Linked DNA regions of Mus musculus: region 2 is linked to region 1. Evidence: chromatin loops called from intact Hi-C (ENCODE). Cell type or tissue: heart. All regions are shown on one strand. Links, peaks and the distances in the headings refer to the core of each region. The heading gives the core; the rest is flanking DNA. Region 1 has its middle 41 kb from the start of Cdca7. Region 2 holds the start of Gm30069 (a long non-coding RNA gene).

The links. A loop is a pair of places that touch in the nucleus more often than their neighbours do. Peaks named below come from ENCODE experiments on the same cell type or tissue, not always from the same donor. Only the 100,000 strongest peaks of a DNase experiment are listed, where the experiment ranks them.
Region 2: a loop joins it to region 1, with 7 times the contacts of the local background. A loop is called at or near these places in 9 of 42 quality-filtered maps.

What each region holds. Positions count from the first base shown.
Region 1 is chr2:72,509,610-72,525,666 of GRCm38, reverse strand. No RefSeq gene overlaps it. Among named protein-coding and RNA genes, the nearest start is that of Cdca7, 41 kb to the right of the region's middle. In heart, for the core only: a CTCF peak has its summit at 9,086 (motif pointing left); a DNase peak (open chromatin) is centred at 9,086; H3K27me3 peaks cover 3,681 bases.
Region 2 is chr2:72,612,768-72,628,824 of GRCm38, reverse strand. It overlaps Gm30069 (a long non-coding RNA gene), which reads left to right and starts at 13,611. Exons shown (of 4, transcript XR_374634.2): 1 at 13,611-13,844. In heart, for the core only: a CTCF peak has its summit at 8,368 (motif pointing right); a DNase peak (open chromatin) is centred at 9,194; H3K4me3 peaks cover 1,443 bases; H3K27ac peaks cover 769 bases.

The sequences.
Region 1 (16,057 bases), core at 4,907-12,906:
GGCAGCTCCTGTATACACATTAAAAAAAAAAATGCTTGCTTTAATCAATTGCTTGGTTTGATTAATTTGGCTGTGATGGTTTGGGTTGGTGGTCCTTCTCCTCCCATCTTTGGCATTTGCAAGCCTTGAGGATCCTCCTGTCTGTGACCCTCAGCATCTGGGGTCCAGGCAAATGCCACCATGTCATCATTTTACTCGGGTGCTAGAAATCCCAAATAGGAACAGCAAGCCCCTTACCCCTGAGCCACCTCTTCTTAGCCTTTAACCTTTAGCCTTTAACAACCTTCACAATGATGAAAGCAATTTGCTAGAATGACACTTCTTTATTTTAGCTTATCTTCTTCCATGTAAAATTAGAAAATAGTTTAAAAGGTAAAACTCTGTGTGTGTGTGTGTGTGTGTCTGTCTGTCTGTCTGTCTCTCTCTCTCTCTCTCTCTCTCTCTCTCTCTCTCTCTCTTTGTGTGTGTGTGTGTGTGTGTATACAAAGAAAGAAGGACATGGTAGTTCAAAGAAATTCAAGTTTGAGAAAGTGCTAGAAACATATTTGTTCATTTTGAATTTTTTTTTAACCAGAAGAATGCTGGTGTTTTCAATCTCTACCCCATATGTTTAGAATAAAAGGCTTTTACTAAAGCAAGGCACTGAATGATTTGTATAAAAAGACAGAGTCCTGAAAATGACCCAGAGCCATTGTCCTGGACAAGAACAACAAACAGGACACAGAAGCATCAGGGTTTGGGGTTGTTTTGTTTTGTTTTGCTTTAGGTCTAGCTTGGTCTTTTCTACACGGGCCTCTCATGACCAGAGAGAGCCATTGCTGTAACATTACTTGAATGTCCGACCTGCACTGAGTATCAGTGTACCCAACCATAGAGCTTGGACCACTTGACTCTTAGACTAGAGATGCAGGAGGGAGCAGTTGCTGCTACCTTAGATTTAGGATCTTGTACCTGATAAACACCCCTCAGTGGGCAAAGCCTACAGAGGAATTGAATCTAGAGAGGAAGCATGCTAGCTGATGGGGGGAGAGAAGGTGGCAAGAAGGAAAGGGAGAAGGGAGGAGGGAGGGAAAGGAAGGGAAGGAGGGAAGGAAGAAGAGGAGAGAGAAGAAAAGGAAGGAAATGTCCCCCAATACTGTAGAGCAAAGTGATTGCATTAATATGTAAAAACGACAAAAAAAAAAAAACTTTGCTGAAAGAGAACACACATGGTATCCAAAGATCCAAAGTCTCTTGAAGAAGTTAGCGCTGATTGAAGTCCCCATTAATATCTCAGGCTAGGGTTTCACAATGTCTCTTCCTGCCTTAGGCCTCTGAGGCATCAGAACAAGTTGCCCGGCAAAGACCTAGATCCTGGCTATGAAACCAAACAACAACCTCGTGGAATAAAAGAGTTTTACGATCATGAAAGCAAGCAAAGGAAATTAACCATGGGAAGCGGCCGCGTTTTACACACTTAACCCAGGGTGTGACCCCGTGGAGACACAGTGCCAGCTGAGCGTTTCCTCTCCCGAATCCCTTTAATGTGCTCGGCATAGATAGCCACTCCCGGATATAACTCAGTGAGCTTTAAAAAAAAAAAAATCTAAAGATGAACAATAGTAATAGAATGAAACATCTGAAGATAAGGTGAGAGGACAAAAGGAGGCCAGGACAGGCGCTGCAGCCAAAGCACCAGAAGTACACCGCAGAGAGGAATGGATTGATAATTGGATCCAGGCATGGGCTACATGCCTATAGTCCTTCTTGGGAGACTAAGGCAGGAAGGTAGCAAGTTCAAGGTCAGCTTGAAAAACTTAGGAGGGGAAGGAAGAGAAGCAGTACTTGGGGACATCCACTTTTTATTGTAGGCCCTGTGACACAACGCAAGCTCAGTTGAGACTTAGACTCATGGTCCTCAACATGAACTGAAGCCAATCCTGGTAAACCTCCAGAAAACTGAAAATATAAGAATACAATATATACAAAATACAAAATATACAAATATACAAAGTATACAAAAATACAAATATAAAAAGACAAATACAACAGTGCACCTGATCTGCTGGCCATCTCAGCTTGGCAGCAAAGTCCTCTACAGAACAACATTGTTTCCACACCACACACACACACACACACACACACACACACACACACACACACTCTCTCTCCTTCCACCCCACTCCACCCCACTCCCCCTGACTGCCTGGCTAACTGAAAACACTGGCTTACTGTTACTGCCCAGCATCATGAGAGATTATTGTACTATTTACCGTTTATTACTAGCCTGAGGGGGAACCGTTTCCACTGACTGCATATTGGTTTTTCCCCCATCGTGGAGTCTAAAAATCTCTATGAAATCATTGTGAGTAAGAGATTGGAAAAAGCAGATGGGTGTTGTCCCCAGGGTGTGTTCAACAGTTTCTTTGTTGGTATCACTGCGTAGACTTCTAACGGCAGCACCTTGATGCAGTCCAAACCAGCAGCGGCAGGATCCCTGATCTGGAACAAGGGCAGCGATGTGCTTTTCCTGTGGGCATGACCCTGTGCAAGTGGAGGTGCTCTGGTACAAACAGCGCCATCTTTAGAGTCCCCTAACATTGGGTTCAGATCACAGCTCTGTTGGGTTTCAATTGCACAAGCCTGAGTCTTGCTGTCTTGTCTGGGGAAAAAAAAGATGTCAATTCTTCCTTTAAAAGATAACAGTAGATCCAGGCGTTGGTGGCACATGCCTTTAATTACAGCACTTAGGAGGCAGAGGAAGGCAAATCTCTGAGCTCAAGACCAGCCTTGTCTACAGAGTGAGTTGCAGAACAGCCAGGGCTACATAGAGAAACCCTGTCTCGGGGAGGTGGGGGGTGAGGGAGGATAATTGTAACCATTAGGAGGAAAAAAATACATGGAAAACATTCATAATCATAGATATTAAGTCTGGTTTCCTTCGCTTTATTCCTTAATTTTTTTGTACTCTGAAACAAATCTAATTTTACTAAACCGTTTTAGGAAAGTTACCAAATCACCAATGTCTTTTCATTCAATCCCAAAGAATTGACTTTGCAAAAACTGTGGAGTCTGGCTTAGTGGATGTCTGGTAGCTTTGCTCAAGCACAAACCAAGTGTGAACACAGACTCAGATAGCAGTGAGTCCCCATCAATACCACTTCAGTCTGTCTCTCACCACAAGAAGAGTGGAAAGTCCTGCCAGTTGTCTGATCTAATTCTACCCTTGAAGCAGCCCACAGCATAATTCACCAAAGAGATGAGTGAGCTGCGGACATTAGACTAGCCTACATAAAGCCCTGGATTTCACCCCAGCACTACATCCCCCTCGGGGGGAGGGGGTGGCGCAGGAGGGGGGTGACTCGAACCTGTAACCACAGCACTTGGGAGGTGGAGGCAGGAAAATTAGAGGTTCAAGGTCACCCTCAGACACCTGGCAAATTCCTGGCCAGTCTGAGATACACAAGTCCTTTTCTCAAACAAATACAGAGTTGAACATTTTCCTCTCATAGTACCTCACAGACAAGGCATGTAATAGGAACCTGGCGTAGATGTTTTCCTTAAAATAAGCTCCACAAAGTGATCTTGAGACCACAGCAGATCTCACCTTAATGATAAGCCCTAGAAGTTTTCTCAGGAGGCACCAAGGACGTGTTGATGGCCAGCACTGCTGGACGAAGTACAGACTGCTGGTACGCACGGTAGCCATGCATAGCAGCAGGTGAACTCCCCATAGCTTAAGCCAGCAGCGTGAGAAGTTACGCAATATTGAACCTTCCCCACAGCAGGGCTCTTCTCCCATCTTCCCCACAGGTCTTGAACCAAAAGACTTCCTGACCGACTTAGTAGTCCAAGAAGGATCAGAAATTTTGTTAACTTCTAGCTGTATTGTAGAAAGAGGGAAAGAATTATTTATATTTTATCATATCTAAGCTGAATACATTCCTTAGTGCTTATTACTTTGTCATAACTATATATATACATACATTTATTTATTTACACACACGCGCGTGTGTGTTTATATATTTATATGTGTGTATGTACATATTTATGCCAAAGTAATAAACATGTGTGTATGTGTGTGTGTGTATGTGTGGGGATGTATATGGATGTATGTGTATGTGTATGTATTTTTGTGTATGTGTGTGTATGTGTGTGTGTATTGTGTGTGTGTGTGTGTGTGTGTGTGTGTGTGTCCGTCCTGGGGTCCAAGCCGAAGAGGCATGGGCTAGGAATTTAGCTCAGCAGTAAATTGCTTGCTGAGAATACAGAAGACCCCAAGTTTGATCCGAAGCACCATGAGTAGAAAGTGACCTTCAACACAAATAGCTGCAGCAACCGCACCCAAAGGACACTGGATTCTACCTCAAAGAACTGCACAATTCTCATTATATCTGTGGTACATTACAGGACTAAAATCTTGCTTCTCTCCATAATATGTGCCTAGATCGAACAGTATTAAATAATCATTAAATTTTGCCTTTTTCTTCATGAAGAACAGCTCCCAGCTCCACGTGGAGCTGTGTGTGTTGATGGAAATATGAGAGATAACTATCTTATAAGGTAGACAGTTTACTGAAGTATATCCCTAACACAGGCTATCTGATTTACTAACTTACTATCCATTAAAAACTCCCTGGGTAAATAGATGTGTGACTAAAAGAACTGTTACTCTGCATAATCAGATGAATAGATGGGAATTGGGAAGATTGCTGTCATTACACAGGGGACAGTGCTCAACAGGTACACGGTGTGCTATATCAAACTGCTTCCTCCTCTCAGGGCTTTGCTTTTTACCAGTCAGATGTTTTGTAGTCCAGATAAACCATTGTTCAGAGATGAGAAGGCTGTTCTGTGTCTCCTCCTTCTACCCTTCTGCCCAACCTGTGTCTTGTAGCCAAAGGGCTTGACAGGGAACAGAAATAGCTGGAAAAAAGTCTATGAAGGTTGATGAGCAAGGGGGTCTGTTTTTTTCCCCCTAAGGAGCACATCAGAAACAATGTGAATCATGATGACTGAGGGCTCTGGCCTTGGGAGTTTACTAGCTGCCTGTCACATAACTGTTCCAACATCCATGTGCTAAAGTCTATTGGCAGAGTATGGCTTGGGATTCTCTAAGGATAAGGGTGGAGCTATAGCTGCCATCCAGTCCTCATTCATCATGCCCCGAACACATACTTTTATCCAGTTGATAAGGTTTCTAAGAGCAGGGAGTAGGCACAAACACAGACAATAACTGGCCTTTTCCTTCTATCCAGTCCATCACCAGCCAGTCATTCACTCCAGCCACACCAGTAATATTCTTAGGTCCTTTTAATGGCAGGCAGATATTCCAAGCCAGGCCTCTACATGGTTTAGAGTCCAAGGAGCAGAGACTTGCCAATAACACCAACTATAGCGCAGAGTAGTAGACTAGGCTCAGGTGACAGATGTATGAGAACAGAGAAGAGACAGCTGATGCAAACTGGTTCACTGATGGTTAGCATCATAGAGGGGGGTGACCATTAAATAGAAAGCCAGAGGGTATGAGGATGGATTCAGGGAGATTTGTTTAGAAACTGGCTCAGAAGCAAAGGCATTTGCTCCTATAAAATTTTCTTAAAAGAGCTTTATTGAGATACAATTCACTGCCTCTAACTGTACAACTCAACGGCTTGTAATATGTCCACAGAGTTCTATAACTATTGCTATAGTTGGCTTTAAGACATTTCTGTCACTCCCAAAAGAGATTCTACACTCCTTCATTTTCGCCCCCAACCCCCATAGCCACCCTTAACCCTGGGCAACCACTCAGATTTTCTCTGTGTATAGACTTGCCTGTTCTGGGCATTTCATATGAATGAGATTATATCATACCACCAGATGGTTTTATTTAGCATAGGACATTAGTCAGTGAAAATGTCTTGAGAAAGGCAGTCCTAGGTCCTACCCTTAGCCATCACTAGCAGAATAGATCAGTGTGCTCTCAACCAAAGGATTGCCTATCCAGATGCTGGTGAGCAACCAGAGTTGTGGTCTGGCCAGCAAGGAGGGCCAGCCAAGCAGCTTCTCTTCCATCTGAACTGTGGAAGTGCTACAAGCATGGAGCAGCCTCACATGAAATCAGAGGACAAGTTAAGTTGCACAGAAGCAGAAACAATGAGCAGGACACGGGAGAATAAGCTAAGCTGGGAGCCAGCTTGCCAGCAAGAGGGAGACCTACCTCTAACGCCAGATCTTTAGACTACTGTTCTGCTGCACGGTCATGACCTACAAATCCTTATGCTTAAGAACCATACTTCAAGTCAAAGCAGAGGGGAAAATCAGAGGAACCCAGTGAGTTCCAGCCCTGCCACATCTTCCACAATTGATACAAGTCCTGGATCCTTGCCTCTCAAATGTCTCTACTTCCTGGGTGGTTTAGTGTACATCCTTTGACATCTTATGAATGACTTGGAGATGAAAGTTGTGCACAGAGGGTACGGTCTGAGGGAGTCGGGAGGGAGCAGCGGGATTCAGTGCTGTGAAGCAGGCACAGATATTACTTTGCTTCTCTTTTCCTGGATATACGCCGCTTGTGGCTGAGATCCCCAAGGTGAGATTCCATGAGAAGAGGAGGTGAAGCATGCAGAGGTGAGGGGACGCCCGCAGGAGAGCCGGGAGAGTGGCAGAGATGAAGTCCACAACCGCCACTCATTTTTCCCATGGGCTCCTCTTAAGGTCCCAGACACCACAACCCACAGATCTTCCCTGGGCCACCTGGACTGCTGGTGCCTTCTGTGGCTGCAGCAATGGGCCAAAGCCCTCATAATTATCCAAAGTGGTGAGACAGAAAGCCAGGGGGGAAAGACCACATCAGTGGAAGCTGAGATGAATTCAGACCACCCCAAAAGGGGCACTTAATTCTGCCAAGTTCAACTAATCTTCAGATGCAACATTATCAATAACAAAATAGATGTAAACCCAAAATCAGAGCCTCTAATTCTGAAGCAGTTAGGAAACATCTGAGAACAAGACTGTGGGCTTCTGAGAGAGCTGAAAGATGCATTCAGCATAGCACAGACTACACACTCAAAAACAGCATTATTTCAAAGTGCAGAGATCTGAGCCTGAAGGAGTCCCCAGACGCTTCAGTCATTTGCTCTTATTGGGTGACTTTATTTCTAGAGGCAAGATTACAAGGGTGCAGCCTTTGCTCTCCTAAAGCCTGCATCCTAGCTATGCACTCATAGGAACCACAGCAACAGGGCAATGTATAAGGAGTGCTAACGTGTGTAGCCCCAGCTATAACAATGTGGAATTTGACAGGTCATCGGCCACAGTTAGAAACAGAAGGGAAAACCCTTTAGTAGCGCAGAACTCGAGCAAGAGTTTGGGACAATGGCTTTCCACTGGGTTGGAGTAAGCGTCTGGCACACAGGTGTGTAGTCCAGTACTTGCTGGATAAATATCATTGAACAGGGACATCCAGTGGACGTGAGCACTGTGGATGGCCTGCATCATACAACGGATCCCCATCCCCTGTCTTCCTTCTGCCACAGCTTAATCAATATCCCCCGGGGAAAGGGATCCACAGGTTTCATCTCCCATCACTGTTTCCATCCAGTTTGTCTGGCTGCTACAGAACACCTGACCACGCCTGCTTCTGTCCGTCACAACCTAGAGTGTTAGGTGCCGCTAGATGATTTGTGCCATGTCCTTGCTGGCAGTCCTTACTCATGCAGTATGGCCTTGCTGTTCTTTAGAGGACACAGTAGGTGCCTGCAATCTGCCGAGGTCCTGAATAAGTCTCCTAGCAATAATGCTCACTCTTTGCTTAAGTGAAAACAAAAACTCGTGTGGCCTTGTATGTGAAAGGCCAAGAACCGTGCACCACAGCACCATTCCACACAGAAAGTAAAGCAAGGTTCAAAAACTTGCCTCCGGACTTGTGTGGTTTATATGCTGAACACAGAGAAAGCATCTTGTCCCCTGACTGTGTCTCTGTGTGTACCCAAGCCCACCATCTACTTTGAGCGTGAGCGTGATATTCACTGTATATCACAAGACCAGTCTCTGTATATTCATAAGATAATGTTCTAGGAGTTCTGAGTGTGTTTTGAGCACTACCAGTTCCTTCATCAGGAATTACCAGGGTACTCGGAATGAACGATGACACGGTACAGAGGAGAAACCAGAAGCCCAGGGAGGTTGCTCTCTTAGAATTTCTCAAAGTGGGCTGCACAGAACACCCATATCTTGAATATAGGCACTTTATGGAAAAGGGGGTCTGGTCAGGATCACATACATTTCAGAAATTTCAGATTAGACAAAATGGAGTTGGGGTTTTCATTAGTCTACTTAAACGACAGAGCTTCTAGCTGCAGCTAGTGTTCTTTCCACAAAACTGGGGACAAGGGCATCTGTGGGGTGTGTTAAGCCTCCCCTTACCCTTACCCATGATTATAGAAGGTGCTGAGGACTCCCGCAGACAGCAATACTACACACAGCACAGCTTTGAACTCTGCCCCTAGCGTGCTACTTCTTAGGTACTCGGTGGGCTGGGCTGGTTTTTTCAACAGGCCGTTCCCACGTTTTGCTAGGCTTCCTACATCTCCCTGCTTATCCCCAAGAGTGGAACTCAGAAGACATGACAAGTGAAATCCCTTAACTCCTTATAGTTACAATATGAGGGTTTCGTTGTTGTTGTTTCTCGTTCTACAACCCAGAGAGCAGCAGGAACCCAGCACTAACTGGAAGCCTGGTCCATCCACCTAGCTCCCACACCCCCAGCTCAGCACACCCGAACAGAGGAAGCATCAGAGCGCATTCCCTGTGGAGAGCAGAGGTGTGTAGGGGAGAGGGTAACAACTGAGGGAAGTGTATCCTTCATTTCCTCATGTTTTTTCCTTCTTTGCTGCTGATCACCTGTTTCTGAATTGCCTGTTCCGCTGTGTTTCTATAAAGGTATTAACCACTTTGCTCATCCAAGGATGCGCGGACCGAGACCTCAGATTCTGGTTCAGCGACATCATCTGTAGACCTTGTTGCCAAGCTCGGTGACCACGGATGCTGAACTCAGAAAGGGCTAAGCAGGGATAGCGAGCGGTCAGAGAGCAATGTCGGGTTCCCAGAGTTAGGGCTCCCCCTGCTGGAATCCAGAGCCAAGACCGAGTGTATTTTTATTCCCCAGAAATCCTGATTGAGCCTGCCTTCAGCCAGCTGCTTCACATTCAGTCAAGGCTTCTCCCACAGACTAGACTGGCATCTCTATCCAGCCATCTGTGAGTCTCCCCTCTCTTCGCCTGTGCTCTACTTCCTAAAGGATGATCGAGTTCTCTGTGCCCAAGTCAAATGCTGGGAATTTAAGACTGGGGGATTTCCCGACTTTCCCCCAAAAGCCGATCTTTTTGTTAGGACACGTTCTCCACAACAAGAATTACATTTTTCAAATGTTTGAATATCGGATCCTTTGTATTGCACATCTGGGGGTGTATTGTACACCCAGAGGGTGGGAGAAGAGAAACCCCTCCCGGATGCTCCCTCTTCGGGAGTAAGGTCAGAGGCATAAACCTGGAAAGTAGCCTAGTTTTACTCTGCTCTGGTCACTAAGCCCCTTCTTGCCATAAAACCCTGCCTCTGTGGAGTAGGAAAATAAGCATCGTGCCATAAAAATCTTGCCGGCATCTAGCTTCCTCTAGCTTCTGAGACTTGAGTCTCAGAATTCCTGATGGCTGAGAAATTGCAAGGCCCAACATCTAGAGAATTCTGCCCCACACACACCCACCCACACACACCCACCCCCAAGGACGCCACTATTTGTAATTGAGAAGTCTCTATCTTTTCATTTGTCAAAGAGGAAGGCTGAGCCACATTGAAATGGAAATCCGGCTTTCTCGTGCAGAGGGCAGCAAGGTTTCCGCTGGCTCTCTGTTAGGTGTTGACCCATTAGGACACGCTGTAAGGGCTGGGGCTCCTTAAGACCTGGGAAGTCAGGGCCCATTAGCTGTGCTCTCCAGTAGTGGAGCACATACCCACTTGGGGCTCACTGCAAATAAGACACTGAGGACTAGGAGGGCTAGGAGGGTTGGGAGCGATAGCTCAGTTGGTAAACACACCCCTAGGTTTGATCTTTGGCGCCTCATAAACCAGGTGTCCTGGTGGCACAGGCCTGTGATTGCAACACTTGGGAGGTGGAAGGAGGAGGAGGAGGAGGAGGAGGAGGAAGAGGAGGAGGAGGAGGAGGAGGAGGAGGAGGAAGAAAAGTTCAAGGTCATTCTTATCCAGCTGCTCATAGAAGCTACCTAGGATACAGGAGACCTTTTCAGAAGAAGAAATGTAAAGACAGCAAATTCAAAACCCTAAATGAAGGCGAACCTCTTTCAACCCCATGAATAATTATTCACATTTACAGAAATGAATACTAAAAGGAGCCGATCTTCATTTTTCAGCAGGCTGCACTATGGGATACCTTTACATACCAAGTTCACCTGATGCATAAAACATATGATTAGATTTACAAAAACTTGATTTACACAGTTTTTTTTTAAACATCTTTGCAGAAAGATTAGGTGTGATTAGATGCAATAGGAGCCCCTCTGAGGCTCACTGATGGGCTGTAGGAGAGTTACTAGCCAAACCCTCTTCAGCTGGTGTCAGTTCCCTCCCTAGAGATGTCTTGAGTGAGGCCTAATGACTGCTTACAGGGGTGGTATTGGAACAAGGGACGCTTCAGGAAATAGGTGCTGTTCAACCTTCATGAACTTGCCAATGAAGCAGAGCATCACAGTTGGAAAAGTGGTCAGGTCTGCTTTCTGTAGGAAAAAGGCACCCAGAAAGACACAGCTTCGATAGCCACTAGTGTGAGGCCATGAGGAGAAAGAAACAGGGGCAGCCCTAGGTGGCAAGAGAGCATTTGTCTGAGACTAAAGGAAGGAAGAGCTCCACAGAATTAATGTGTTCACTCCAAGGGATTCAAGGAGGTTCTCAGAGCCTGCACTATGGAGCAAGCCATTGAGCTGGCTTCTGGTTGCAGTTTCTACTCTTTCCAGAATTTAAAGCTCTGCCGTGTACACAGCAAGCAATCATATAGGCAATGTATATGGCAACTTATGTTGCTCTCCTCCAATGGCCACAATCAACTGAATTATAAAATATAGTCTCATATAAATCAAATTTATTATAAAATATAGCCATCATAACTTGAAAGAAGAAAATTGTGTGTGTGTGTGTGTGTGTGTGTGTGTGTGTGTGTGTGTGTGTGTAAGATATATACACGGTCGTCTGATAAAGAAGTCGTAACCTGCGCCATTTCGAAGTGTCTGGGGACATCTGTCATAGAGTTGTGCTCCAACTTCCGGGTTGCTTTGAGTCTCCTGAAGTGCAAAAGAGCAGAAGCTTTGAGAATCTGCATCCAGGTTCCTTTCTTATCCTTTATCCTTGACCCCTTTCCCAACACACACTCAAAGCAGCATTTTGAGACGCCGGAGAAGGAAGTATCACAGATTCAAAGGCGCAACAAGCTTTGAAAAGCTGCTGCCCACTGTCCACCGCTCCCCGGAGCTCCCATACTTAGCTTTTTGGTTTGTGATCTCACACCCGTTCTGGTGACACAGCACACTCACAGCTCATGAATATTTGATACCAAATTAAATGATTCTTCATTCTATCACGTAAAGAAGACAATTCAGTTTAAAGAAACCATTTGAAAGAGAACTCATTACATACCATTATTTTATTTTATTTTATTTTATTTTAACACTTTGATTATTCCATAGACAATACATGACTTTCTGCCTCTGTCTTTTAATTCCTTTTTTTGTCTAAAAATTAAACCCTGCCTTTCACTTTGCAAACTACAATACTCGTTTTCATTTGAATAAGAAAAAGTATTTTCCCAAATTATTAAATTGTTTAATAATGGAACAAATAGAATAATAATATTTCCCCAGGAGAGTACACCTCAAAGATTAGAGAGAGAACATGTGCTCCTAAAAGGATATGTTTAATTCATGACTTAGCCAGAAGACTCTTCTGAGACAGTACCAGCGCTTTCAACTGTTTGTCAGCAGAGGACCTGTGCTTATGCCTCTACAGGCAGTTCTGTGGTTCTACGTGAATACATTGCAAATATTGAGTCATTTAAACACAAAATGGAATCATTTCTTTGCATATTTGAGTGAGTACCAGCAGTGAGTGATGGTTAAAAAAAAAAAAAAAAAAAAAAAAGAAGAAGAAGAAGAAGAAGAAGTAAATAACTTGGGTTTTGTCAGGAGCGCTGGCAAGCCGTGCACTCTGGTTTCCAGGGCTGACCTAGATGCACGGTTGAAAGATGGTCCCCAAACGTCGGCCTCCATGTGCCTCCCATCCTGAAGACCATAAATTAAGTATGTAATTTACAGTCTGCAATTTTGAGCAGCCTGAGTACTCGTCACCAAAGACCAGGACATCAGCAGTGGTGAGTAGACAAGACACCCTGAGGTACTCAAAGGGAGAAGGTCGTTATATACAGAGGAAGAAAACTGTTCCTAAAAGTGGCAAGCATGTATGTGCTCCTGAACAGTCACCAATTCATTTAACATCCTTATTTTTTGTTTTATTAATCCTTCTCATCCTTTTAATTTAACCAAGGCAAAGCAGGAAATGGTTGTATGGTGTTTAAACAAAACTAGTTACTCAATAAGATAAGTCAAGTTACTTAAAGCACTCTGCAATCGTAAGCTCTTCACCCCTTGTTTCCAGGCAAGGTGACCAGAGAGATGACTGGTTAAGCTGGACTCTCAGATCACAGGATGCCATCATCTAGTTAAAAATTTTAAAACCTCAATATTTTCATTTCATTCTGCTCCCTATAAGATTTTTTTTCCCTTTCCAAGACCTAAGATGATATGTCTCATGCTCAGAATTCGCTGATTCACATACTAATATTGAATTGTTTTCTTAATTCGAAGACTTCTTTGGGCGTATCACTTAGATTCAGACATAACTAGAGGAAACAGACGCCTGCATTTTACTTTACTATATAAAACACCAAAAAGTCCTTGGCTGTTGCTTACACACGATGCTCCTGTTGCCTGATTCGCCTTAGAAACTGACAAAACGTCTGGTGTGTATCCGCTATTAATCCTATAATAGTAAATGGTTCCCTGTGGTTTTTGTTATGCTTTCAAGAACATGGAGAAAGGATGGTGCTGCTCAAATTACACTGTCTCTTCAATAATCTATTTTAAGTAAACAGGTTGCTGTAGCCATTTTATCCCCATGATTAGGTTTCTGTAGTGACTGTTGAGGAACATCTGATTAATCACGTATAATGCCCCTACCATTACAGCGTGGATTTTCTAATATTAGTTGCCCATCATAGTCAGATGACTCCAAGAAGCAACTAATTCAAAGGTATACTTTGTTTTTAAAGATTAGACACAAAGCTGGGGTTGTGGAGTTGGGTAAAATGAAGGGCTATCCTATGTTCTCTGGTGTGTTTCTGTTTGGCTTACGAGTAGGTTGGTTGCTAGGTGGGTCCACCAGTGTTTCATACTTGAGAGTGTAGTGTTGCCGGGCAGTGGTGGCACACGCCTTTAATTCCAGCACTTGGGAGGCAGAGGCAGGCAGATTTCTGAGTTCAAGGCCCGCCTGGTCTACAGAGTGAGATCCACAACATCAAGGGCTACACAGAGAAACCCTGTCTCAAAAAAAAAAAGAGTGTAGTGTCCTTAACTGAAGAATAAAGAAGCCAGAAATCATGGCCTCTGGAATGAATCAACTGGGTCTCTGTCTTAAGCTTGGCTTAGAAAATGAAGCTTGGGTTTGGGGGATTAAATGACATCATGGCTTCATGAGCCACCTGGTTGGCATCACCTTCAGATCACCCAGCAGATGTTTCATGACTTAGAGTGATGAGGCAGGATCAGGTTCTCAGCATCTTAGTCTTTTGGCTCTTGTTTGTGTTCAGGACTCAAGCCCTCTGACTTCTCACTGGCTTCCATCTTTCTTCTCTCTCTTCCCTCTCCACTCCCCAGGGCATACCTACAGTTGCTCTTCCTGCCATTCTCTGGCCCTCATTCCTCTACTTCGCTGACCTCCCTCCTCCTTTCTCTGACTTTAGCTCATTTTGCTGTTCCTCTCAATTATTTGTTTCTAAGGCTTTTTACACCTAAGCCTCCTTTAAAGTTGAGTTTGGTCAAGCATGGTGCTGCACACTTTTAGTCCCAGAAATCTGGAGGCAGAAGCAGAAGGGTTGCTATGAGTTTGAGGCCGGCCTGGTCTACAGTGAGTTCTAGACCAGCAAAGGCTACTAGTGAGACCCTGTCTCAAAAATATCAACAAACAACCAAACAAACACACAAACATATTTGAGTTTGCTTCTATGTTCCTAAAAATGAGGGCTCCAAGATCTGCAATGGAATCTCCTCCTCCTCTTTCTTTTCCTCTTCCTTTTCCTTCTCTTCCTCCTCCTCTTCCTCCTCTTCCTTCTTCCTGTTTCCCCCTTCTTTGTCTTCTTTTTTTTTCCGGTGCTAGGGATGGAACTGAGGTTCTGTGCACGCTGGACAAGTACTCTACCACTGACACCACCCCAGCTCTCTGACTTGCCTTATTTAAAGAACATGGTTGCTCATGCACATGAAAAGGAAGAAGATCAAGAGAAGACTTTTGTCTCTGATCTTGGTTCCCTAGGAACTCAAGGCTGTCTAAGATGCCATCAAAAGATAAAGATTGGCCCCAAAGAGAAAGTCTATTTCTCTTGTAGTGTGCACCTAAATGAACGTGGCCTCCTCCCATGGATCAGGTAGGACTTCATGCAGTCTTTGAAGGCACTTATCTGCCTTAGTGGCTGGAATCACTTGATTATATCGTTCCCTTTGGCCAGTGAGGCTTGTCTTATTGCTCAGCGTGGTGATTCATCACCGGTATAAATGACAGGGAAGGTCACTGCATCTTCCCATCCAGCCACCCTTAAGTGAGCTGCTTTCAAATAAAATGCAAAGCACCAGGGAGTTAGAGACTAAGCACATGAAGATTCAAACTGTTTTACCTCTCAGTAGAAAGTAATGCATTTCAAAACAATGCTCAAGTTGCCCATCCAAAGGAGGTCACAGAAGAACCTGGTATCTACAGAAAAGGAAGGAACACAACTCAAGGGCTTTGTTGACCACATTTTCTACCAACACTTAAGGGCAGACAAGACATGAGACAAGACATGAGGTAGATTCCCTACCTGCTCAGTATTTTCAAAAAACTTGATTAATTCTTGTCCACTTCCGCTAGAAGCTGGCTTTCCCTGACACACATAAGAATCTTTCTTAATGCTTGTAGGTGGGAGCGCTCTTAGGGCTTGAGCCAAGGTGGTCCTGGAACTCAACAGATCTTGATGGAGTCTTAGGTTGAATTGACCCTTCTGGAAATTCCCAAAGTAGAACCAAGCATTTGCTCTCAACAAATACATGTTGAACTTGGCCAATCCAGAAGACCTGAATAAGGGCTTTATTTAAGACCAACCTCTGTATTGGGTGATGTAGTGCATGCCTTTAATCCTAGTATTCAGGAGGCAGACACAGGCAGATCTCTGTGAGTTCGAGGCCAGTCTGGTGTGTAGAGCGAGTTTCAGGACAGCCAGGGCTACACAGAGAAACCCTGTGGGGTGGGGGAGGGCAGAGACTAGCTCTTCTATGTGTGTTGGAAAATGCATGGATGGTGGTTAATCTTATTTGTGAGCTTGATTTTGTTGGAGAGATGCCTGGAAGATTAATAAAATGGACCTGTGGATGGATGACCTGTGAAGTTGTTTCCAGATAGGGTTAGCTAAGGGGAAGATTAAGATTAGGATGTGATGGGTGGTAACATCAGGTAGTTAGGTACCTAGGTGGGACACAAAAGGAAGGAGGATGCCTACTAGTGTAGTCTGTCTCTATCTCTGTCTCTGTCTCTGTCTCTCTCTCTCTCTCTTTCTCTCTCTCTCTCTCTCTCTCTCTCTCTCTCTCTCTGTGTGTGTGTGTGTGTCCCTATCTGTTTGTCTCCACCCCTCTCTGTCTCCTGCCCCCACTTCCTGTCCTCCATGAAGCAAGTAGCCTCTACCACATGTTCTCATTACCACAACGATGCCTCAGCACAGTGCCCCAAAATA
Region 2 (16,057 bases), core at 3,952-11,951, 100 kb before region 1:
GAAACAGGGCTAGAAGGAGCTACACGCAGCATAATGGCTCTGAGACAATAGGCAGTGATCGAGGGTCTGCACATGCTCCTGAATGTGCTATTAGCGCTTTCATTATTATAATTACCTAAGTTTAAGGTCAACTCACCTGTGTACTGCTGATAAACTGAATGATTTCTTCTAAAACAGAAATAGCTCTTAAATTACCCAGAATGTTATAGGAATAGATAACCCACGTGGCTGAGCTATGAGACTAAGCCCCAGTCTGGAGGAACATCATCCCTGGTAAAGAATGGCCGTAGACTCCTAACACATCTGCAGCTCTCTAACACAGATGCCTAAATGCATGCCCCACTGTCTTAGAACACGATTTATCTCAGGTAAGATGCTGCCAGATTTGGAACCTTGAACTACAGTTTTATGACCTTTGATTAGTGGTCAAAACACAGCCTCCATCCAAAAGAGCTCTAATAAAAGATCTCTGAAGCACTTGTACTTTGAACATCTCTGAATGATGACAGTCCACAAAATTCTATTTTAGCAATAAGACAGAAGATTTTATTTTGTCATAGAAATAACTCAAAGTCTGTGATTCAGTCATTTATGAATTCTAACTAGTGGAAAGTAATTACTTGAGGTTTCTGATACAAAACATATAAGGACTGGAGAAATGGCTCGGTGATTAAGAGCTCTGGCAGCTCCCTCAGAGGACCCTGGCTCTGTTCCAGTACCCACTTGGATGCTTACAATACTCCAGGAGATCAAATGTCCCCTTCTGGCCTCCGCAAACACCAGGCCCGAATGAGGTACACATGCATACATGCAGGCAAACATTCATTGACATGAGCTTAAAATAAAAATTTAAAAGGAATTCTAAAAGAGTTATATTGACCTACAGGCAGGTTTTTAACTAAATCTCAGAAACACTGGGTCTGTAATCCAGCCAACATGATTTGAATATTTCATAGGTGAGCGGGATGTTCAACAAGCTGAACATTCAGTTGCTGAAGTAAGATAACCTTTCAAGCAATTTTCAGGCCAGGTCAGCTCTGCCCCTTTCAATAAATCAGTTAAAATGGTGGATTAATTCATGAAGGGGCAAGCATAGCATTAAGGAGTGTCTTGAGAACACTAAGTTGTTATGAATGCAAATTAAAGTGGTGAAACTTAGATAGGGAGATAGGATTGACCGCCCAGGAGGCTGATTTAATACATAGCTAGAAAGCAAAACCAGCTTTACTTTGGAATTGAAGAATACAGCTAACTACGGCTAAAATCTAAGTCTAAAATACCTTACATTTCTACGCTGAATGCCTGTCTGGCCATACAGTGGCCAAGTATGTTGCATCTAAAATTTCAACACCAACTAGTCTGTCCCAATTCAATTCTGAGGTGAACTCTCAGAGTTTGTGCAGACTTCATGAGTAAAGGGGCACAGGCCCCTGAGGTGGTCACCTGCTCGTGCCATCTGCGATGACTGGTTTAGACTGTCACCTTGACAACAGTGTGGAATCACAGGAAACGTGTGAGTCTTCATTGTCTGTCCTTGACCGAGGATGTGAAGACTAGCGAAGACTACTAGCCCTTCAAGTTCTTGCTTCGACTTCCTGCTGCGATGGACAGCGACAGAACATAAACCCTTTCTATCCGAGTTGCTTTTGGCCAGGGTGCTTAATCTCAGCAACAGACATGAAACTAGGTCGCCAGCCCTAAGCAGACTCCCCATGCAAAGGCCATACTTGGGGGAGGGGGTAACAAGTTGGGGGGACTCCCACGGCTCACTTCAGGGACAATCATTTACTTAAATGATCCAGGGAAGTAAGAAAGTATATTCTAGAGGACATGGGTGGACAGCTGAAGAGGTACACAAAGCAGGGCTGGAAGGTCCCGAGCACATAAGACCATGCTCCTGTGGAGTTAGCGCGTGTCACTAGCCCAGTGGGACATCTGGATGCTTGTCCTTCAGGATGCTCCCCACTTTCCTATCATTGCCCCAGGATTCACAGATTGAATCAGCTACATACAATTAGTAAAAACACCAATTCCATGGCTGAACCCAATCTTCCCTGCTGGAGGTTAGGGTACAGGAATACAAGTTTCAACCCTAATTACACTCATGGTCTTTCTGACGTGGCCAGCCCTTCCCTTGAAACTGTATTAGGACTCACCAGCAGCCGTCTCAGCAGCCCGAACTCAGATGTGATTGGAAGAGGTGTGTGTGTGTGTGTGTGTGTGTGTGTGTGTAACCAGAGAGAGTCCTACCTCTCAGGAAGGCCCATGCTTGTGAAGCTGTGTGCCACAAAGAAGGGCAACAGTCAAATATATCTTTTAAAAATAGTGTTGGGTACATTAAAAAAGAAAAAAAGATTAAAGTAGATTAAGGAACAAATAAAACATGTCATCCTAAGAAGGCAGATGCTGCGTTTTAAAAAAGACTAAGGATAGTCAAGTAGAGGGAAGGAGGGATAAAGAGAGGGGCAGTAATAGGAAAGGTGGGGGGAGAGAGAAGAGGGAGGGAGGGAGGGAGGGAGGGAGGGAGAGAGAGAGAGAGAGAGAGAAGAATGAAATAAGAACATGCCAGTTGATGTGCCACAGGGAACTCAGGGAAAGGCATCCACCGCTGCCACCCAGTGAGGGCCTCCTTCCCTGGCTTTATGACAGTCTTCCAGTGTTGTTCTGTCTCATTGCTCCTGGCCACCTCCTGCCCACTCCACCTGTGCACGCCTGACCTCAGAATGGCACCCATAATCTGTCTGTATGGCCGGCCTTTGTTTTATCAAATCGGATGGGTTTAATCGTTATAGTCTTCACTCTCAGCCTCGTCCTACAAGTCCATGTTTATTTTCTGTATATGGGTGCTTTGTCTGTGTACCATATATGTGCCTGGCTCCTGTAGAGGCCAGACAAGGGCATCAGATGCCCTGGAACTAGAGTTAGAGTCATGAGCCACTATGTAGGTACTGGGAACCACGTTAGTGCTCTTGACCACTGAGCTGTCTCTCTAGCTTCTACAATTTCAAATCTGAATATTCACCCAACATCTGATGTCTAAAGAGTATGTCTACCGAGAATGGTACCCTCTCCTTGCCTCAGTCAAAAGCACCACCAGACACCCAGTGGCTTGTCTCCTAAGTCCTGTCTCCTTTTAACCCCCATGTCCTGGCTGTCAGTAAGTGCTGTTGACCTAATTTTCTATATATGCTTTCAGTCTTTTGCTTGAGTCGTCTCTTTCCCGTCCCACCCCTTCCTCAAATGTAGGCCACACAGCCCCCTTTTGGGCTGCAGGAACTGTCCACACAGATCTTACTGTGATAGCTCTTCCCCCTACCATTCACTTTATAAAAAAAAAACCCTATTTTTAACACAGTTTTAGGTTTACAGAGACACTGAATGGAAAGCACAGAAAGGATCGCCATATCGCCCTCCTCGTACCTTCTCCTGCTCCCTCCCACTGCTAACATCTTACACCAGTGTACTATACTTGTTACTGGTCACATTGAGCCAATATCAATGCACTGCAATGACCTAAAACTCCAGAGTTTCCACTAAGGCTCGTTAGTGCTATATTCTCTGTGCCATCTGACAAATATATAATGACAGCTGTGCGTGATGACACACAGTAGTTTCACCATCCTCTGCCTGTTCACCGCAACCTCTTTCTACTGTCTGCTCGGCGTTGCCTATTCCGGGGCGAAGTGGCTGGAATCAGACTTGTGAGCTTAGACTGGCATCTCTCGTTTGACAACATGAACATCCAGTTTCTCTGTCTTTAACTGGCTTGACAGTGAAAGATCCTGACAGAATGTAAAAGGTCACAGAAGCCTTGAAATTGGCAAGATAGATGTCACTGTTAGCAGAACTAGCTTCACTGATTTAGAAAAATAGAGGCGCACAATGCTCTGGCCACTCCTTGAACCCGTGTGTCTGCCAATGTTTTGACCGTTCCTTGAACCCATGTGTGTGCCCACTGATGAAGCCCATTGCCAGGTGTTTGTAATATTGGTTGCTGAGAAAGAGTCAGAAAATCTCCCCAGCAACCATAGCCGGGCCAATCCTGAGTTGCTACACCTGCACCAGACTCTTTCCTTGTACCCCTCCCATACCAATTTCTTGAGAATAGACATTGTTTAGATCTGGAAATCCCCTACTCCCCCCCCCCTTCTCCTTTTCCCCCTGAGGGCCTATAAAAACCCCTGCGTGGGATATGAGTCGTCCCCAGAGCTCTGGCTTTCCCCAATAAAGCCTCATGTGGTTTACATCAAGCTTGGTCTATCGTGAGTTCTTGGGTGTCCACTATTGTCCTGAGGCCTGAGCGAGGGGCTCCCTTCAGAGTCTTTCAACAGCTCACATCCGTATTATCCTCTCACTCCCAACCCCAAGCCAAAGTTACTGCTACCACTCCATTTTACAACAATTTGTTTCAAATTCTTTCCTTGCTCCGTCTGAAAAACATTTTTGCCTTGTTTCTTCCTCCAATAAGTCTTATCTACTGACATACACAGAGACCTAGAGCTATGCTGGATTAAATACATGCTTTTATTATTAAATAGTTCCCATTTTTTTGGAAAGTCAGTTGTATCAAACAAAGTATGTTCAATACTTAAGTTAAATGTGAACATTTTGAAATGGTTTATAATACTTCGTGGAATGCATTAAGATTTATAATCTTAATCAAGCCCCCCCCCACACACACCATTTTACACACACACACACACACACACACACACACACACACACACACCTTCCAAGGCCTTCTGAGTCTTTTCTGAGGTCTCTTCTATCTCTGCTAACACAGAAAGTTGCAGGCTTAAGTGGAAAGGCCAAAGTGTCAGCTCAGGGACAACCAGACCAGCCATGCTGTGCTTAGAGAGGAAAGTATGGAAATAGCAAGGATGCTGAAGAAGTCAAACGATCCAGGGGAAAGAGCTGGTTGGGTTTTCAAAATAATAATAATAATAATAATAATAATAAAGCTATTTTTAAAAGTAGTCTTCCAAATGTTTGAATAAATGAAAGGAAACATATCTTGAAGAAGTGGTTAGCCTCCGAAGATGCTGTCAAAGGCAATTTTCACTAGAGGTCAAGGATGATTTTTTTTTCAAAATTTATTCCCATGAATTTTAAAGATTTATTCACTTATTTATATATATGAATGCTTTGTCTTTATGCACACCAGAAGAGGGCATCAGATCACAGATGGTTGTGAGCCACCATGTGCTTGCTGGGAATTGAACTCAGGACCTCTGGAAGAGATGTCAAGTGCTCTTAACCACTGAGCCATCTCTCCAGCCCTCCCATGCATTTTTTTCCTCCCATGCATTTTAAACACACTTTAAATGCAACCCTGAATGGGGGTAAATCAGTGATCTTATTAAGAAAAACCATGGTTTTAAATTGCATATGCTTGGGATTCAACTCTTCAATATGGACCTTAATATCACTTCCCAGGTCCAGATCCTACAGTCCTGCAGGAGGCCACCACTCAAGGCTGTCATGAAAATGTGGTGCCAGATCAAAGAACAAAATGTTCATTGCACATGAAGCTTAGGTCATACACTTTAAAGTTGGGCAACCTTCAAGGTGGAGGAAGGCTTTCTGCTCTGAAGAACTATGGCATTGAGCAGCTGGCCTGATGTTAGAAGGTGGAGAGGAGGAAGTCTGCACAGAAGAAAGGCAGTTGAGGGCTGTTTGGAAAGATGAATCTTCAATGGGGTGAACAGGCTTGCTCATGGGTAAGAATTTATTATTCACCAAGTGCAGCACTTGCTCCTGGGACTTCAGTCTTCACATCTATGACCTGGATCTAAAATCCTCCAGACTTCACAGCACAGCACAGCACAGCACAGCACAGCACAGCACAGCACAGCACAGCTTGGGAGTGGGCGCTTCTTGGTGGTAGCTAGATTGTTTGGGCTAACCTCATCAATCTAGACCAATGAATTCAAAGCTTAGTGGGATGCTAGGTGGTGGTGGAGCGATGCATAGAGCAAACAGGGTCGCTAGGGCATGTCTTCTCCCCCTCCCTCTGTGTCTCCTCCCCTCCTCATCTCCCTCGCCATCTCAGATTCCCAGACACCTCAATGTCACCATGAGGTTATGACTCCATAAGATCTTAAAAGCAGTAGAACCACCCAAGTACACTCAGAAATACCAACAGCCAATTCTTCTAGCCAGTTACTCTTCTAGGCCTTGATGTCAACACATTAGCCCTTTCAGGGAATGTTGGGGGAAATGTCCCTAGCTCAACTGGCTCTTTTAATTAGCATTGCTTTCCAGATACAAATCAAGATCAATTGAATAGTCTGGAGATGGGTATCAGAGTGGAGAGAAAGCACGCTTTTGTTGCAATCCCTAAGCTGTCAGTGATATTTTTGTTTTTCTCCCACGTTAACCCTATGGTAAAATACTCAGTTTATAGCATTTCCTCATTTTACAGTTGACTTCTTATTCCTGCCTTTTCTGAGTTAAACAAATGAGTTGAAGCCTCTAATGACTAAGTATTGCTCATCTTTAAAAAAAAAAATCAATGAACAGATTCTCCTCCTCTCCTTTACTAGTAAAAGTAATTAGCCCCAAATTCTGTTATGAGAATTTATTCCTTAAGAATCTGCCCATTGGAGAAAAATTAGTTTTTATTCTCAATATCTTTCTCATCGCTTTTGTCAATAAAACCTTGTCAGTGTCTCTTTCCAGAACTGGCTTCCCCATGTCAGAGAGAATAGGCTTGTCCAGTGCCTCCTTATTAACTGTCCCTGCCATTTCCCTTAAAAAGTAGAATTTTCTTGTGGGGCTGGTACACAGGAACATCTTTTCTTTTTTTCTTTTTCTTTTTTTTTTTAGGTTGGCATTAAGCGTGGGATTTTTATTATTCCTTTTACCTGAGATTTTGTGTCTTTTGACCAACAACTATCCAGTCGCAGAGCCCCCTGTGAAAAGCACTACTCTAAAGTATTTCATTAAGCATTAAATGGCACGTGTAACTTTCTGTGATAATTCGTGACTAGTGTTACTTTTACCCAGATCTTGCCTGTCACTAGTGTCGCCATCTTTGTTGAACGTCCTGAGAGTCATTTCCTCACCCTGTGTATGAAGCTCTCTTCTTTCAATAAAGCCTCCAGGCAGTGTGGCTTCGCCCACTTCTTCCCTTTCAGAGTTTGTTAACTGCTCTTGACTCTCTGAAAGCTTTCTCCGCTGCCTTTGCTAGCCTGGCACTCAGATGTGGAGTAGAGGCTCTTCTGCAGCCTTCTCTTCCACTTCAATCAGAACAATGGCGTGCTTACTGGGGGTCTTCGGTGCCCTTGGCTGGGTGACAGCTAATTTCTTGCTTTTATCCGGCAGAGCGCCATAGGAACCCAGTGCTTTTTTCAGCTCCCTGGCTCTTGACCATTTTCGGGGGTCCTCACATGAGCACCTCACTTCAGAGGCCAACAAAAACGATGCCCAATCCCCAGCTCAGCCGAAAGCACGCTGCCACGTTCGTCAATCAGCAGGAATGTACATGATCAGGGCACGTCACTCATCAAAAACACTTCATCTATTTCAGATAAACTCAAGAGTCTAAATGGCCATGGAGACGTGCCCCATCAGCTACTGAAATGCTCCTCTTAGGAGACTTCAAAAAAAAATTAAAGGTGGATTTGTTTCTTATATTCCATTTCCTGCTGATGCTTTATCTCAGGTATACAGTGTCTGATCAATTAATACAGTGTCTTCTATAATGGCACAATTGAAAGATCAGAAGGGAAGAGGAACCTGTTTCCCTTTTTATTTTGCTCTGGTCATTTTAAGTTATACGAATGAGACATAGTCTCTTCCTGATAAAGAGAAGTCAACATGTAATCTTTTAAACGTTCATATCGATTCCAAATACTAAAATGGAAAAAGTAATGTCAAAGATTACAAAATTAAAGCACGCCTTTTGTCTTCACTTCCTCCATAAACATCACTAAAATGGACAGCTTAAAAAGTAGAGCCAAAGGAGGCATTAAGATGCTGAGTTAGAAAAGCCAAAATCAGAAGAGAAAGTGACAAGTTCCTACGGATTGCAGTGCTTGTAATAGACTCAGCAGAAGCGGGGGTGGGGGTGGGGTTGGGGTGGGTGGGAAGGTAGGGGTGTGGGGGGGGGCGGATGGTTCCGCTATGAGCTCTGAAGAATCCTTATCCAGGAAGTGCTCCAACCCCAGTCCTTGTGCCCACTCCCCACCGCCAGTCCTATGGGAGAGTCAAGGTTCAAGCTGGAAAAACTGAACAAAGGAAGCTTAGATCAGGAGTGAGGCTTGGGTTCCAGCAGAGAGACAGTGTTAGGGCTACAGAACTGTGGGGACACTTCCCCTTGGCCTCTTCCTGAGACTGGAATACCAGCAGCAGGTCTCTCCAGCAGGAGGCAGAGGATTTTCAAACAAAAGCTAAAAAGCCTCAGAGTAAAAAAAAAAAAAAGGTCTCGGGATCTGACATTGCAGAATTTCCCAAAAGGAAAGGTTCTGAAAGTTAGAGCGTCTCTTGGCGACACCACCACACAGCGAGCCCTGTTGTCGAGCCCCAGATTTTCCTTCACAGTTGTTAGTGCTTCCATCACTAATTGAAACCAACGCACAGGCAACCGCTGAGGAAAAATCGCCAGCATGTTAGAGACTGGAAAAGAAGCTGAGGTGACACCAAGGCGAGTAGCCAGGCAGGAGGGACCCTTAAGAAGAAAAATGAGGCCACTTCTGAGGGAGACAATGCATTCGTGAGACAAATGCCAGGCGCAGTGAGGGAGACTCCTCAAAGGACAAGACAACTTCAGAAAGTAACAGCGCAGCGCCTGTAATTAATAAAATTTGTAAATGACGTTCTGTATATAATCAGATTCTTCTGGTAACTTGAATTAAAAAATATCAGTGTGGAGACTAGCTGAGGAATTATTTTAAAAATAAAATTAGAAGATCAAACTCTCAGCTCTTACATGTGGTTAATACATTTCTCAGAAATAGAAGACAGAGAAGATGAAGAAGAAGAAAAAAACTATCAAAGACATGATGAAACTCTTCTAGAATTTAAAACTGTGAGTCCCCAATTTCTTGTTTCTCTTCTTGCAGCTTTAGGGGAAACATCACAATCAACAGACACAAAGTTCAACTCTAAGTTTCCCATCTGGACTGCTTCCTGCCTCAGTCACTAGCAGAAAAAAACTAGAAGCTAGCCCCACCCGCTCCAAGGCTCCCAGCATCCCTTGCCAGCATCCCTGCGGTGGCCATTTATCTCTTCTGGGTGTGCTGAGCCAGCTTCACAGAAACTACCTCTAAAAGACAGAGTTGAACACACTTCACATCTCACACTTAAAACCTCAGAGTGGCTTTCAGGGCATCTGAAGGAGACTCTTTAACACGCCTTAAAGGTCTGAACGGTCTGATCACTCCGGTGTCTCCAGCTTCATCCTGTATTGTGGTCCTCTCAGGTCTCTACCCAGGTGCATTATCTTCCTCTCAGTAGCCCCGGCTCCTCATCACCTAGGAAACCAGTGGTTTCCAACACAGAATTCTGGAATGCTAAGTCTCGCGCAGACCTGGGCAGAAACTCAATGTACATCAGCATGCGCGCCTGGCTAAAGCCCAAGTTCCTTAACTGTAGATTGCTGACAATTATGCTTACCAGAGAGTTTTTATCAGGAATAAATGACAATAAGGAACTCATCATGGTGCTCGAAACAAAAGAAGCAGCCAGAAATTTTAGCTATCCAGTACTATGCAAAACAGCGTTCCAGAATCCCTCTTTCCAATAGAAACTGATTGTCACTGTCATTTGTTTATTAACCTGAAGCCTCACGAGCTCTAGTTACATCTTTAATTTTTACAGTTCCTCAGGACAGTAACTTTTATAGCTTTATCACCGTTAGCACCAACAAAGGAGTTGATGCCAGAGATGAAAAAAGCTGGTTTAACTCAGTTTGCAAGAGCTGACTGTTAACTGTTCAGGATTTCAGCAGGTCAATTGTTAAATATGCCTTTGGTAAAAACAAAAATGGTATAAACCCACGGAGATGTCTCATAGCCTTCCAAGTGTTTGCTGTGTAAGCGTGAGGACCCGAGTTCAGATCAGAATGCGGGTAAAAGGCCAGGCATAGATGTACGGGTCTGTGATCTCAGCACTGGCAAGGCAAAGACAGGTGGTTCCCTCAAGCTCTCTGGCTAACCTGCCTAACCAAACCAGATCAGTGAGAAACCCTGACTTAAAAACTGAAGAGAAAGCTGGGCATGGTGGTGAATGCCTTTAATCCCAGCCCTCGGGAGGCAGACAGATTTCTGAGTTCGAGGCCAGCCTGGTCTACAAAGTGAGTTCCAGGACAGCCAGAGCTATACAGAGAAATCCTGTCTCGAAAAACCAAAAAAAAAAAAAAAAAAAAAAAAAAACCTGAAGAGAAGAGCAATTGAGGAAGACACCTGACCTCTGGCCTTAACACATGTGTACACACATATGCACGTGCTTTTGAGGCAGTGCCTTCACCGTCACAATGGCCAACATTGCCCTTAAACTACAAATCAAAATCAACACTTCTCAGGAGTTGCTTCTTGTCAGGCATTTGGTCACAGTCACCAAAAAAAAAAAAAAAAAAAAGGGCGGGGGGGGGGGAGGATTTAAGTCATAAAGATAGTAATTACTCAAAATGCTTCAGTTTCCAACTCCTTTCTATGACCCCTGTTCTTAGCAAGTTCTAATTGTTTATGACTATTATGCCTGATTTTGAAGTGCTCTGCATTATCTCTCTCTGGCCTCTTCCCACTTCCACATCCAGTGATATCATAGTGTGTTTAAAACTGGCCTTTCTGAGAATATTTATTCTGTGAAAATTAGCAGTGGCTTATCAATCCAGAAGTGGGTTGCTTATCTCTAGAAAGGTGGGTTGTAAACTCCAGCATGCTGGTTAGTAAAGCCCATTTTGTGGACATCAGACACAAATAAAGACTTCAAGAGACCTGACAGAAATCTCTTAGCAGAGTTGATACCTCTTGTGAAGTTCTTTATCTTTCCCTCTATTCTATTCATGAGTTCTCTAGGTGTCTCCTTGAAGCAGGAAAGCGACTTTAAACAATTCTTGTTAAATCTGTCGCTCAGTCATACCAGTCTATAGAAACAAATGAGGACATTTTGTGAGGAAGACAGGCTCCTGAGGCTAAGAGTGTGACAGTCAACAATCTGATGACAAAGCAGGACACAAAAGCCTAGAAAGAGACCAAGAGAATACAGCAGTTTGAGGATGCTAATCGAGATGACCCCTGAGAAGTGATGTAACACATTGTAGAAGAAGGATACTAACGACCCCAGAAGGGACCCAAAACTACCAAAAGAAAACCTTTCCCATTTTCTATACACTACGTAAGGAAGTAGACAAGGATGTGGCAGGCATTGAAGATATTGAAAATACTTCTCACTAAGCATTACCTAGAAAACTGGTTATCCACACGTAAAACTATAGCGTTGGACACACCACATATTTAAGAACTCTCAGAAGGCATCCAAGATTACAGAGAAATAAAGCTGTAAAATTTAAGAAAAAACAGGAGAGAGAGTTCATGACACTAGATTTGCCTTTTGTTCCTAAGGATGGGAGCAACACAGGCAACAACAACAAAGAAGGAAACTGGGCTTCGTCAAAACTAGAAACTTCCACGCATGTAAGGACATCATCAAAGGAATGGAAAAGGCAGCCAACCATTCAATAGGGAGGGATGTTTGCAAGACATATATCTGAGGAGTGTATAAATATTGGAGTTTGAAGCAATGATTCAGCAGCTCAGAGTATTTACTGTTCCTGAGGAAGACCTGAATTTGGTCCCTGACACCCACGCACATCAGGTAGCTTACGAGTGCCTGTAATTCCAATTCCAGGGGATCCAATGTCTTCTGCCCTCCTTAGGCACCTGCACTCATGTGGTACAAAAGTACACAAGCACAAATACATATGGACAAAAAATCCAAACAAACAAAATTTCAACAAAAGTGAATATATTTGTAGTTTATATGTCTAATTAAAGACTAACGTGTAGGGTATAAAAAGAAACCCTACTTGTGAGCAACAGCAAAAGAATCCAACTTTAAAACCATCAAATGTGCTTAGTCAATATACTCAGGAGAAGATATTTACTCATCATTCTGGAAATACAGTCAAAAGCACAATGCAATGCCAGTAGTCAAATTCTGGGCAGATAGTGTGGTGGTTACTAAGGGCTGGGGAGAGGGTAGAAGTGACTGATTACTGAATATGTCCTATCTGTGCTGCTGGAACATTCAAGTGCTGTTAGTGGTGAGAACTTATCAGCAATGTCAATATTGTTTTTGAAAAATTGAACATAATTTTTTTTGCATAATCTACTCTGACCATGATTTTCCTCATCTCCTCCCTGATCCTCCCTGTTTCCTCAGCCTTCTAACTTCTTATCTTCTTCATCTCTCCTTTTAGAAAAAAATAAAAGAAACCAAAATAAAACAAACAAAAAGGAAAAAGAAGAAACCCACACACAACCATAAAAACATAAAATCTGAAACCATCAATTCGTAAGTAAAACAATAAGTTTTAAAAAAAATACCCAAACAAAACAATATGAGTCAAAATATATCATTACACTTGTTTTGTGTTGGCCATCTAGTGCTGGACATGGGGCCTGCCCTTACATGTGACTTGTATACTCTGTGAGACTCCATTGGAGGAAACCAACTTTTCCTTTGTGAGTGACTGTCAATTAGAGATAGCTTCTTGGTAGGGTTGGGAGCTCATGTCTATCTCTCCACGCTGCTAGCCCATCTGGTTTAGACCTGTGTGCGATGACAGTATGTATCATGTGTACATCATCCTGTTGTGTCTGGAAGACAGGTTCCTTGGTGGCATCATCACTGCTGGCTCTTGAGATCTGTCTGCCTCTTCTCCTGAGCAGTTCTCTGAGCCCTGAGGGGAGGGTTTGATGGAGACACCCCATTTAGGATGAGTGTTCCATGGTCTCTCACTCGGCACTCTGTCCAGGTGTGGGTCTCTGCGTTTGTTTCCATCTACTGCAGGGGAATCTTCCCTGGTGATGGCACTGATTCATGGTTACAGCAGAAGGTCATTAGGGGTCCAAAAGCTTTAAAAATACACAAACTAGCAACTTTCATATTATGTATGTTTGGCTATCGTTTAAAATGTTTTATAAGCATACATTTTTATACATGGCTAGTTTTATGCAAAATGTGCAATTCAAAGTGAAGCAAGCCATCTTTACTTTCTGTGGCTCATTCCTTCTTCAGGAGTCGTGAGTGAGATATGAAACATATTTGCTGAAATGTATCTGTAGCCATCAACAAGGCAGCCTCTGTGGCGCTAGTATATGATCAATAGATACTCATTGTAAGAGCTTATGGAGGAAGAGAAAAAGAAGGGCTAGACTGGAGAGGTGGGTGGACCACAGGTGGCTGGTCTCCAGGAAGTTAAAGGAAGCCAGAGATAAAATAAGGCAAGTTGCCCCAATAAAAACAAAAGATGTGAGAGGACTTACAAACAGGTAATTAGAGTTGGCTCCAACACTATTCACCTTTGAGCTGTGACAAGATACAATTTCAGGGTATTAACTAGCCAATACTCTCCCCCCAGCCCCTCCCAGCTCCACCCAACCCCTCCCATATTTTCCTTTTCCTTTGACACTAGCTCCATCTGAGCTTTACCCTTGGCTCAGGGCTTTGAAGAAGGAAGCTACCATCCTCAGAGACGCTTCTGAGGTTTGTTTTCATATCCCATGTGCTGAAAGGAACCTCAGAAGATCAAGGCGTTAGTCAAGAGTAGAGCTTGCAGAGTGAGATCACACTCTCCAACCCTCAAGCAGCGTGGAGACTGAAAATGACTAGCACAGGTGTGTTGTGATGTGAAGTCCGGGGAATGAAGTGTTGGGAATGAAGGTACGCAGGAGGGCTCTGCTGGGAGTGGGTGGGGCCGTTTATTCAGCCCCAAGCCTGGCCTAAGTGGGAGAATGTAAGGCAGACTCGCTCTTAGCTTTGTAGAGCATTTGACAAGGAAGGAGAGAAAACAAACCCAGACTGATAGGAAATGACAGAAATTGTTCCTGCCACTAGAGGAGCACGGTGAAACTAATTACAATTAGTTACAGTTAATAGAAAAAGTTCTATCAAGCGCTCAACTTTTCTTGTTGCTCCATAGGTAAATCTGTGTGCTGATCTCTGAACAGTCTGAGGAAGGGAGCCTTGCAAAGCGAGAAGGGCAGTAGGGCAGAGAGAAACTTTCAAATTCGGTGAGCAGGAAGAGAGAAAGGAGATGAAGCCTGCAAAGGTTGGAGAGAACAGAGAAAGAGCGGAGGCCTGATGAACAAGGACTGGCGTCGTGGGAGGCTTGCCAGCTGGCTGTGCTGGTCCTGAATGTGACATCACTTTCATGGGCTTAGCGTGTGATTGCTTCTGTGACTCACTCACCCTGGCTAGAGATCAATCCTGTCTTCTCAGCTTGGAAATCCAAGCCCGCTGATTTCCATTTGAGTTCCTTGATTCTGGTGATAGAAGGCACCCGTGGGGCTCTTCAGGTCATACCCTACTGGTCTTTAGCCTTAAGAGCCTTTTCCAGCTTCCCTGTGACAGTGGCTCGGTTTCCCTGTGTCTGCCACTTCATCAGCATCTCACCTCTTTCATATTTGTCTGTGCTGTGACCTCTCTTCTCCCTTTCAACCTGTCTTCAAGATTAGGATCAATAATGGTGCTGGGCCTTTATTCAAGTGATGGATAGCCTGGAAAACTCTTATCTGGGCTGGCTTGCTGTCTCTGTCTGATATTCCATACCAGCCTTCAGCCTGAGAGTAGGAAAAAAAAAAAAAAAAGCCTTTTTTTTTTTTAAAGAAAGATGGATGATCTTCTCTTGTTTCAAATAAGAAGGAAAATGTTTTGATCAGGCCACAAGAAAAGTGGGAATCTGGTTCAGTTTTGTTCTATGGCATCATCTATGGCATCATCGAAGAGCCCTTCATGGCTTGTCTTTGTTCCCTTTGATAAGTTGATAGCCAAAGTAGACAAGAACGCCTGGATCTTGAAGGAGAGCTGTGAATAGAACTTAACATGGTTGAATACTCTGCAGCTGAGTTTTGTTTTGTTTTTTGTCTTCTGTCTTTTCTTCTGGATCCAAGAAAGAAGGAGATTTCAAGAAGTAGCTAAGCATTGTAATGTCCAAATAAGAAACCGCACACATCCACCACTGCCCAACCTGAACTTCTTAAACCTTCTGGGGGAAGTGGCTCTGATGTAGTCTCATAAATTTGGGGCTCAAGTGTTTAGCCCCGAGGGAGAAGAGATGCCTCTGGGGAGTAGTTACACCCCATCTTCTGCAGTCAGCTTTGGCGTGGGCCGTTGTTTCTTGCTTCTTCCAAAACGGGGTTCCATCCCCAGCGGGTCTTCCAAAGCCTGCTCATTGAGATTCCATTTCACAGCACTCACCTGTTGCTAACTTCTACAGACCCGAAAGCTTTATAAATAAGGGCACGGGCTCTTGTATATTTTAAGAGATTAGGTCAGCATAACCAAATCCACTTAACCGAATTCCAGCTTCTCATCTTTTTCCCCACACTCCCTGTCTCTCTACGAGGAAGTCCGGCTTTCCACTTCCTGCCCAGGTTGCCAACTTTTTATTCAAGCCAATCAGAAAATGCCTTAGACAGATGAGGAAGGGTGGAGAAACATCTTTACACTGTACGATTCTTCCAACACTTGTCAGAGGCAATAGATCATATAGAGCAGCTAAAGGAAAAAAAAATTGAAAATTTAATCCTCTCCTGGTGACATAATGTTATTAATAACGTGAGTGAACCTCAGAAGGTACATACTTTTCTCGAGACACATTTTGATCTCTGCTACCTTCAACCACCTCCCTCTAACATCCTGTCTCTTCTACAGACCTGAGATTCAGATCTCCAAAGTTTCCAAAGCACTCAGCAAGGGCTGCATTGGAGACCAGCCAGGGGGAAATCTGATTTAAAAAAAAAAAAAAAAAAAAGAAAGACCTGTTTGGGAACACCTGGGCTGGAGAACAGCTAAGTGCCCTAAGAAGGCTGAGCAAGGCAAAACTGAG